Regions from separate parts of the Homo sapiens genome. Here region 2 is linked to region 1. Evidence: read pairs that join two places in POLR2A ChIA-PET (ENCODE). Cell type or tissue: PC-9. All regions are shown on one strand. Each heading gives the region's core, and the rest is flanking DNA. Links, peaks and the distances in the headings are about the cores only.

Region 1 (5,389 bases), core at 68-5,067:
CAAATGTAAAGAGATTTAGCTTCTTCCTCCGATTCTGTTTCCATTACGGGTCTTTGAGTGCCTGAGGACATATTTGTTATGCCCCTATGTTTGAATGACAATTTCATGTGTCATCTTCATCAGTTCTTTAAATATATTACTTCATTGTCTAATTGAGTCCAGTGTTGCTGATGTGTAGTACAATGCCACCTGACTTTTTTCTTTTTAGGTGATCTTTCTCTCTAGCAGCGTTTAGAATGTCCTGTTTGTCTTTGTGTACTCTAGGTCCATTTTCTCCTGAACTCTCTTGTTTGTTCCTTGATGAGCTTTTTTTTTTTTTTTTTTTTTTTTTTTTTTTTTTTTTTTTTTCTGTTGAGACTGAGTCTTGTTCTGTCACCCAGGCTGGAGTGCAGTGGCGTGATCTCAGCTCACTGCAACCTCCGCCTCCGAGGTTCCAGCGATTCTCTTGCCTCAGCCTCCCAAGTAGCTGGGATTACAGGCACGCCCCACGACACACGGGTGTTTCTTGTATTTTTAGTAGCGCAGGGTTTCTCCATGTTGCCCACGCTTGTCTCGAACTCCTGGCCTCAAGTGATCTGCCCACCTCAGCCTCCCAAAGTGCTGGGATTACAAGCATGAGCCACTGTGCCCAGCCTTTTTTTTTTCTTTTTCTTTTTTTAAATGAGATGTGTCATCTTTCCTTAAAAATGGAAATACGTCTTTATTAGTTCTAATTTTTCCTATGTGGGGATCCCGTTATTCAAATAGTCTTGCTACTTTTATTTCTAGTCTCCCAACATCTTAGCACTTTTCTAAATGTTTTCTCTCTTTGCTCTTTCCTTTTTTGTGAGAGTTCCCCAATCAAATATGCCTCCTCACTAAAAATATGCCTCCTCATTAATTATTTTTAGTTACATCCATCCTGTAATATTTCTCATTTAGCATATTCTTTATTTCAACATTATATTTAAGTATTTATACATGTAATTCTTAGTTATGATTTCTTTTTAGTGCACTATAGTAGGAAATCTTTCTTTGTGTCCTTGAGTACATGTACTAGATTATTCTACATTCTTGGTCTGTTTCAGGTGGTGCCTGTTGTTCAGGGTGCTGTCTTCCTTTTCCAATCCCCAGGTGTCTGATTATGTTGGTGTGTGAGTTCATGTTCCTTGGTGGTCATGGCTGGTGCTTCTGGGGAAGCACAGAAGGCCTGGTCCCAGCCTATGTCCCTCCAGGCATATGTAAGGTGAGGGACGGGGAGGAACCCCACAGTGGAGAGCCCTAGACATGGCAGAAGACCATCCCTGTTTGCTGCCTCTTCACCTGGAGACTCCTGTGACCAAGGTTTCACATTTAAGCTGCTAGAAGGCAAGAGCACCAGGAGGAAATTATTGCTGGGACACCCATCTGGGGGTTGGAAATGGAGGTTTGTTGGAGTGATTGTCAGAGTGTGATTGCTCAGTCCGAAACTCTTGTCATCAAAGAGGCCCCACGGTAGGGCTTTTACAATGTTCCTCCTCTCACTGCCACCCCCCTACCCCGCCCAGCCATCCTCCACCTCAGGCTCCAGCCCTTCCTATCCCCAGCTCTGCCTCTGACCTTTACACATCCAACTCCTCAGAGATTTTGTGGCAAGTCAGGTCTCACTAATGCAGGTCTCAGTAACAACTGTTTCAGTACTGACTGAGTGGTTAAGTTAAATATTAAAAGCTGATTAAGCCAGTGCCCTTATACAAAGGCTAGATTGTATCAAAAGCCCACCAAGAGTTTTGCCCAGGCCTCTCCTGGGCCTTGAAGCATTACAAGATAACCAAGGAATTCTTAACAGGACCCGTTTAGAATTAAACAAGTTTTATTGGGGGTCTGAAAAAAACTTCCCAGGCCTCCACAAACAAGTTTATTGGGAGTCTGAAGGAACTCCCCAAATCTCCATGATTTAGCAGGAGACGAGATAAGGTTAATCACCCCAGCACCTGGACCCATTTAGATTAAGTAAATTTACGAGGCTCCTGAGGAAGGTCTTTAGGACTGAGACCTTAGTTATAGATTAGAAGAAGTTAATCACTGATGTCTTTAGATGAATGCACACTTACACGTTGACATATAGCTTAGAAGGTATATAAGCCCTGGAAAATTTTGTAATTTTGAGCTGGTCTGGCAATATTTTCCCGGCCTTCTCCCTGTACCTGGTTATAGAAATAAACTCTCTTCTTTCCCAGTTCACCAGCATCTCGTTATTGGGCCACAAGAATAAACAACCCAACCTTCGGTTTGGTCCAGGAACAATTTCTGTCAGATTTTTTTATAAATTGTTTTTCAAATTAATACTTCCTTTTTTTTAAGTGCCTTTCAGTTTGATTTTGGAAGAAGCACTCCACAGCCTATGACAGTTTGCCATATTGCCAGGTAGAAAAGTGATGACATGATAAAATGTTATGCAAATATAAAATATGATAAGAACTAGGACAAATACTTGATAATTATCTATCAATAAACTTCTAGTGCTCAAAAACAAAAAAAGAAAAGGAAGTTAGTTATGGGTATTATTGTGACATTATTTGTTTGACATAAAGTGGCTGTGAGAACAGATTTTTTTTTTTTAACTGTTTAAGTGTCTGTGAAGATGAAAGCTTGACAATAGACACTAAGAAGGATTGACACGTAGTGATGCCGGGGTCAGGTCCTTGAGAGCTATGGGCAGCTGCACACTAGGTCTCCCCATGCAAATGCTTAATTCCCACTTGAGACTCCAATTAGCTTGTCAGGTTTGCTCCCTAGAAGCTGAACATACACTAAGGAACTCCTGGAATGGTGAAACTTGAGAAGCATCAAAACACCAGTGCTCATTGGTTTTGTTTGGGAGATCTCATCAGACTCCATGCCCTTTCCCCTACTTTCCTCTGGACCTTTCACCTAATTAGCTAGGAATTTATATATACTAGTCACAGGATTCAGGACTCCTCCCTCACCAAACTCTGCAGGCTTTGAAATCAAAGTTCTAAATGTCTCCCCAGGCAATCAGAAAAGGCAAGACCTGGCAAATAAGAGGTTGTACTAACCAGTAACAAAATCACAAACAACATTTGCTCTTCCTCTTCCACAGCAGACTCCACAAGTAGGTGCAATGAAAGAGCCCTAGATTTGGAGCCAAGGCCGTCAAATGCCCTCCCAGCCATTGTCACTAATCACATATCCACAAGCCAGATCACTTAATCTCTCAAAGCCTCAATGTCCATATCTTCCAAATGGGGCTAATAATTCAGGTTAACTCCATGGAACTTTCATGAGAAAAGACCGTATGCAAAAGCAACTGAAAACTGATAAAGCACCAGATATGCTAGTAATGCATTAGTATCGTGAAATAAACAGGGCTCATTTCCAAAGGTACAAAGACCCTGCAAGTATAAAGACTTCTTCCTAGGTCTAGACTTTCCATAGAAATAGCTTTCCTACCCACTTTCTGATGCCGAGAATTTTGAAAGTTCTTTTTCCCTTAGGTTGAGATGTAAAGGGCAAATCTGCATGGGAAAAGATTGCTTCAATTTATCAGTCATGGGAACCTGGGGTAAATGCATTTTCAGAGCATTTATTGAAAGGAGAATAGTGGGCTACTGAGGTAGAAGAGTTGCAATCTTTATGTGGGCTAAAAGAGGCAAATCCAGGTGCCTGGGAACCTTGTTTATAGTTTTGTTCTCCTACACCGGCTCTTTTGTCAGAATTGCTTAAAAAACAAACATTGTTTTTGCAAGACCTCACCCTAGATGTCTAAACTTCTAAAATCCCTCATAATCAATTTTTCTGACTTTTAATGCTTATCTAGCAGGTAACATGCATTTTAAATTAATCCTTTTATCAACACTTCAGCTGAAAAGCTGAAGTCTAGGAGTTGAAGGACCCTAAAGTCTCAAATCAAAAATAAATACATCTTTTTTCATCTAGGAAGTATCAAAATGTGGGTTTATTTAAGTATTTGGGAGGTAGTATCTTCTTCAGACACAAATAGTGTGTTCCATTTTCTTCAACACTTTGAGCAATTAGTAGACAAACCAGTTATTTGATTGTATTTGAATACAATTACTTGACTAAGTCATATAAATTTCCTTCAGTATGAAAAACTACCACCTCATGGTGTTTTACTATTATTTCCCTCAATTTATACTTTGCATAATGCATTCCTGGTGCTTCCTCAATCTACAAGTTCCCTTATCCCAAAGGAACAACTTAATATTAGATTGGCCATATAAAATTTCCACCTTCCCAAGTCAAAAATGGTTCATGATTGACTCAGGTTATGTGTAGAGCCAGATACCTGGATTCAAAGCCCATTCAGGCCATTTACTAGATCTAAAACCACAAATGGTTATATAATTTTCCTGAACCTCAGTTTCCTCATCTGTAAAATGGGCTTAACAATAGTGCCAACCTCAGACAGTTGTAAAAATTAAATGAGATAATGAACGGAAAGTACTTAGCACAGTACCTAGCACGCAGTAATTACTTAGTACATGTCAGCTTAAAAGAGAGAAGGGAATGAAGTTGATCCATCTATCTGTATTCCCAGTGCTTATCACAGTGCCAATTTGTTATATACACTAATTAAAATTTGCATTGGATTGGATAGTTTTGGTCTTCAATTCTATCAAACTGAGCCATGATGTAGCCATAATCCCGTGTGATGTTTGTGTAAGAGTTTAATGTTTCTATTGTTAAAAGTAAAACCTTGAACAAATTAAATTTAGTTGAATTTATTTGAGCAAAGAAACCATTCATGAATAAGTCAGCACCCTGAATTAGTAAAGATTTAGAGATCTCCAATAGAAATATTGGACTGTCAGTATTTAGAGACAAAAATAGCTTGATTGGTTACAGCTGGCATTTGCCTTACAGGAACATGTTTTGGCAATTTGCAGCCTGCGATTGACTGAAAGCATGGCTGCTATGATTGGTCAAGACTCAGCTACTTGTTACATGAATACACTCTCAGGTTAGGTTGCGGTTTGTTTATATATTAGGTTAAGTACCCTACCTACCTAGGCAGTTTTGGGCCACATTAAATTTACTTTAACACTATCGAGTTTTATCCATTTTCTTAGTGGAATAAGGAACATGTGGAGACTACCTGAGTACTCCAAAATTTAGAGATCAGAAAGAGGGGAGCACCTGTGGGGAGTGGCCAGGGATTTGGAGGAAAACCATGGGATTGTCAGGTCTAAGGGCAAAGTGAAAAAGGTGCTTTGAGAAGAAGGGAGAGCAGCCTTGCCATTTGCTGCTAAGAGGTCTAGTAAGCTGAAGGTTCAAGAGCAAACACTGCATTTGGCAATAAGGAAGCCACTGGTGACCTTGATGAGAGGGAATTCCTTGGAGCACTGGGGGCAAAAGCCTTAGTGGTCAATTAAAGACAGAATGAGAG
Region 2 (5,389 bases), core at 255-5,254, 80 kb before region 1:
TCAGAGAAAAAAATAGAATACCTGTTGTTACTCTTTCAATTCAGCATTATACTAGAGATCTAAATCAATGCAAAAAAGTAGGAAAAATAAATAAAGTATTGAAAAATTTAAAAATAAGGAATTGAAGCTGTCTTTATTCACAGATGATGACTGTGTGTAGGTTAACAATCCTAGAAATCTACAAAAATCTACCAAAACTAATTAGTGAGTTCGGTAACATTGCAGAATATAAGCTCAATATAAGTAGTCTTTTGTATTTCTGTATATTAGCAATGAGCATTTGGAAAATGAAATAAAAATACAATTTCATTTAGAGTAACATCTAAATACATGTTGTGCTTATAAATAAATTCAACAGACCAGACGAGGTGGCTCACACCTGTAATCTCAGTACTTTGGGAGGCCGAGGTGGGCAGATCATGAGGTCAGGAGATTGAGACCATCATGCCTAACACAGCGAAACCCCATCTCTACTAAAAATACAAAAAATTAGCTGGGCGTGGTGGCATGTGCCTGTAGTCCCAGCTACTCAGGAGGCTGAGGCAGGAGGATCACTTGAACCTGGGAGGCAGAGGTTCAGTGAGCTGAGATCACATCACTGCACTCCAGCCTGGGTAACACAACGAGACTCTGTCTCGAAAGACAGAAAGAAAGAAAGTCAACAAAATTTATTCAAGGCCAGTACACCAAAAACTACAAAAAAAAATCACTTTGAGAAATCATGAAATAACTAAATTAGTGGGGAGATAAACTTTGTCATGTATAAGAAGAGTTGTTGTGTTTAAAAAGTCAGTTCTTCAGAAATTGGTCTCCAGATCTAATGCAATTCTAATAAAAATTCCAACCGGCATTTTGGTAGAAATTTACAAGCTGATTCTACCGTTTATATGGTAATGTCAATTATCAATAATAATAAGACAGCAATATTATAAAAGAATAATGGTGAATGAATTCACTACCTATTTCCAGAATTACTCTACAGCTATGAAAATCAAGATCATGTATTTTGTTGAAAAAAATAGAACATATATCAGTGGAAGAGAAGAGAGAATCCAGAAATAGATACTCACATATATGTCTAATTAATGATTCTTAGGACATACATATACGTATACACACCCACACCCACATATATATATGTGAAGGTTTTTTTTTTTGAAGATTATCTATCATTATCTCCAAATAGGGAACAGTAAGATAACATAAAAAGAAGCCACAATAGAGGAGATATCATATTTATCTCCAACAAAGGGTTTTTTAAGTCTATCTATCTATCTATCTATTGCAGTCTGATAAGATAAACGACACAATGAAACAATTTCTCAAAAGACTTGAAAAGATACTCCCAGAAAAGAAGATACATGAATGGTCAATTATCATAGGAAAACATGCTTTGCTGTTTAGTCATCAGGGAGATCAATAAATACAGCAATGAGATACCAGTAGATATCCTTGAGAATGGCTAAAATTAAAAAGGTTGAAAATAGCATATGTTGGTGAGGATATAAAGCACTTGGAAGTCTTATACTTGTAGGAATGAAAAATGGTATGACTCCTTTGAAAATCTAACAGTTTCTTAAAGGTTAAACATATACAAATCAGATGGACAGTCATTCCATTCCTAGGAATTTACACAGCATGTCTGCACAGTGATCTGTATGTGTGTTTCCAGACCAAACTGAGGGGCGGGCTGCTATTTCTCGTGGCCCAGTAACGAGATGTAGATGAACTGGGGAGGAAGAGAGTTTTTACTTCTGCAACTGGTTACAGGGAAAAGGCCTGGAAATTATCACCAGACCAACTCAAAATTACAAAGTTTTCCAGAGCTTATGTACCTTCTAAGCTATATGTGTATGTGGAAGTGTGCATTCATCTAAATACATAAGTGATTAACTTCATTTACTCTATAACTAAGGTCTGAGTCCTGAAGACCTTCCTCTGGACCTCCAATAAACTTGTTTCTGGAGGCCTGGGGAGTTTCTTCAGACCCCCAATAAAACTTGTTTAATACTAAATGACTCCTGTTAAGAATTCCTTCGTTATTTTGTCATGCTCTAAGGCCCAGAAAAAGCCTAGGCAAAACTCTTGGTGGGCTTTTGTTACATTCCAGCCTTTGTATAAAGGCACTGGCTTTTTTTTTTCTTTCCTTTTAATATTTAACTGAACCACTCAGTCAGTACTGAAACAGTTGTTAGGGAGGCCTGCATTAGTGAGACCTGGCCTGCCACATATGGATGCTCATGATAGTTTCTTCATAATAGCCCAAACGTGGAATGATAGAAATGTCCAATAACAAGTAAAAGGACAAACAAACATGGTATAGCCACACGAAGGAATACTACTCAGCAATTACAAGGCATTAACTGTTGATGCAAATACTCATATGGATGGATTTTAAAATTACGTTGATGCATGAAAGAAGGCAGACACAAAAGAACACAGGTATCATTTCATTTATAGAAAATGGTTAAAAATGCAAACGGACCTGAAGTGACAGCGGCTCCTTGGGGCTGAGGGTTGAAAGACTGATGAACTGCAAAGGGGTACAAGAAACTTTGGGGCATAGGGAATTTCCTCTATCTTGGTTGTGGCAGTAGTTCCGTTAGTGTATCCATTTGTAAACATGCATTGAATTACACATTTTAAAGTGGTGCAGTCTGTTGTACCGAAATTATGCCTTTATAAAGTTGATTTCATCATCTTAATTTCTCCATACTAGCAATTAGCAGCTAGAAAATGAAATTCAATAAAACATAATAGAGATTAATAGCTAGAATCATTACATGCTTAACAATACATGCAATGAAGCAGGTACAAGGCCCCTAAAAGCAATTGATGAGAAAAATTAAAGAAGACTACAGAAATATATATCATGTTCATTGATTGAAAGTCTCAATTTTGTTAACATATTACATCAACACAATTCTGATTAATATTTCTAGTAGGAGATTTTAGAGAAATATAAAAGCTAATTTCAAAATGTATTTGAAAATCAAAGAACCTAGAATAAGCAAGTCGATCTTGAAGAAGCAATAAGTTGGAGGACTTACTCTGCTAGATTTCAAACCTGATTTTAAAGCTACAGTAGTTTAAAAATGGTAGTACTGGTGTAAGTATTCATAAATATATCAAAGTAAAAGAATACAGATTCAAACAATATGCCCACATATGCACAGTTATTTAATTTTTTAGTAGAAGCTTTTTTATTCATAAAAATTCCATCAAAACAAAAAAGTTTTCCAACCACACACAGGAGGGGTATGGGTAGGGGAAGCTGTCTGTCCATCTATCCCTGGCCCCCAGCCCATGCGGTTTTGGCAGCAATAAGGGGTGTGGGGTAATGGCCCCCGAAATTAAAATGGTGTGTGTATGAGAAGGAAAGGGGGGCAAAGTTGTGGGGAGCGGTGGAGGGGAAGGAACAAAGGAGGTCAGTACTGGGAACGCTGAAGGTGGGAGGCCATTTCATAACATTTCTTTGTTATGAAATGGTGAAACTGCCGTGGACACCTTTGCCCATCAGCAGGCCTAGCGTCTTGGCAGTCATGGTGATAGTGACATTGAAGGTGGGGGCTCCACCGATGCTCTTCACATGAAGATCCGCGGTCAATTCCCCATCCTGCAGCAGTGAGTCCGGGACCACAGTATATTTCTGGCCCCCCAGTGTCAGCCCATTCACGAAAAAGTTTGACCAGTCTTTGCCAACCAGGACACCAACCTCAGCTGGCGTGATGTTGACGAAGATTTTCCCTGGGACGGCGGCCCAGATGGAGGGCGAGTCCTTGTTGCCCACAATGGCTGTGTCCTAACAGGTCCCGTCCGCCATGAGGCTGTAGATGGAGGCGTCCACCTGGCCGTCGCGCTGCTGCAGGGGCTCCTCTGGTCGCTGCTGCTGGGGCCGCCTGGGCTGGCGGGCGGGGGAGGTGGAGAGCTCGGGGCAGGCGCGCTCCTCCTCACCACGGCTCTGCTAGCTGTGCAGTAGCCCTCGCTCCGCCACTTCTTTTTATATATATGTATATATATTTTTTATTATTATACTTTAAGTTCTAGGGTACATGCGCACAACGTGCAGGTTTGTTGCATAGGTGTACCTGTGCCATGTTGGTTTGCCGCACCCATTAACTCGTCATTTACATTAGATATTTCTCCTAATGCTATCCCTCCCCCAGCCCTCACCCCAAGACAGGCCCCAGTGTGTGATGTTCTGCGCCCTGTGTCCAAGTGTTCTCATTGTTCAATTCCCACCCATGAGTGAGAACATGCTCGCACCGCCACTTCTAAATGTTTTAAAAACAAAGACACCAATGCCCTTCATTGGGGAAATGAAAGACTTTTAAGTAAAACGATTTTGAGTGAAATAATATTTATTGTTTTAAAAAGTTAATATTAACAACCACTCTCCATCATACATTGAAATTAACTTAAGATGTGAAAGTTAAAATTAGAAACCTTGTAAAGGAAAAAGAGGAAATAGTTTCATGAACTTGATATAGGAAAATATTTCTTAGACTAGATACTGTAGCACTTTCCACAGTAAGAAATCAAGTGAATTGCACTTCATTTTTGAAAACCTTCTGCTTATTATGTTGTTGTTTAACAACTAAAAAGCTATCTGTAGACCAGGAATAATTATTTGCTATATAATACAGCAAAAAATATGTATATATAAATGGACTCATTCAAAATATATAAAGAACTCCTATAGTTTACAAAGAAAATGACAAACACCCCAGTGTATCAATGAACATAAAAAATTGAAAAGATATTTTCCATAAGAAGACATCTAAATGAACATTAGGCATGAGAAAACCAAAATAGGATATCACTACACACCTGGTAGAATGGCTATTATTTAAAAAACTGAACATATTAAGTGTGTGGAAATGTAGAGCGACTGGAAATGGCCTACATCTTTCACAGAAATGTAAAATAATACAATTACTTTGCAAAACTCTGTGCCTGTTTTCTACCCATTCACCAAACAACTCCATCCCTAGTTACAGATACTCAGGAAAATAAGTATGTGTCTTCACAGAAATAATTGTATGAGAATATTCATAGTTACTTATGCACAGTAGCCAACAAGTAAACCTGTTTCTCTACCCGTTCACCAAGCAACTCTATCCCTAGCTATAGATACCCAGGAAAATAAGTATGTATCTTCACAGAAGTAATTGTATGAGAATATTCATAGTTACTTATGCACAGTAGCCAACAAGTAAACCTGTCTCCCATCAGAAAAATGGATATTAAATTGTATGATAGTCATACCATCAATAGGATATTACTTGGCCAAAACAAAATGAAACAAGGAAAAAACACAATCAAACAAATTAGTGGCATATATACCCACCTGAGTAAAGAGAAGTCAAAACAAGAGAACATACTAAAT

What was found. ChIA-PET counts read pairs that join two places held together with the same protein. Peaks named below come from ENCODE experiments on the same cell type or tissue, not always from the same donor. Only the 100,000 strongest peaks of a DNase experiment are listed, where the experiment ranks them.
Region 2: POLR2A ChIA-PET joins it to region 1 with 5 read pairs; 2 of 35 experiments call an interaction of 5 or more read pairs at or near these places.

What each region holds. Positions count from the first base shown.
Region 1 is chr1:119,771,476-119,776,864 of GRCh38, reverse strand. No RefSeq gene overlaps it. Among named protein-coding and RNA genes, the nearest start is that of HMGCS2, 5.3 kb to the right of the region's middle. In PC-9, for the core only: no CTCF peak of the experiment used is centred there; a DNase peak (open chromatin) is centred at 2,824; H3K4me3 peaks cover 694 bases; H3K27ac peaks cover 1,472 bases.
Region 2 is chr1:119,851,788-119,857,176 of GRCh38, reverse strand. It overlaps the pseudogene PFN1P9. Among named protein-coding and RNA genes, the nearest start is that of ADAM30, 42 kb to the left of the region's middle. In PC-9, for the core only: no CTCF peak of the experiment used is centred there; no DNase peak of the experiment used is centred there.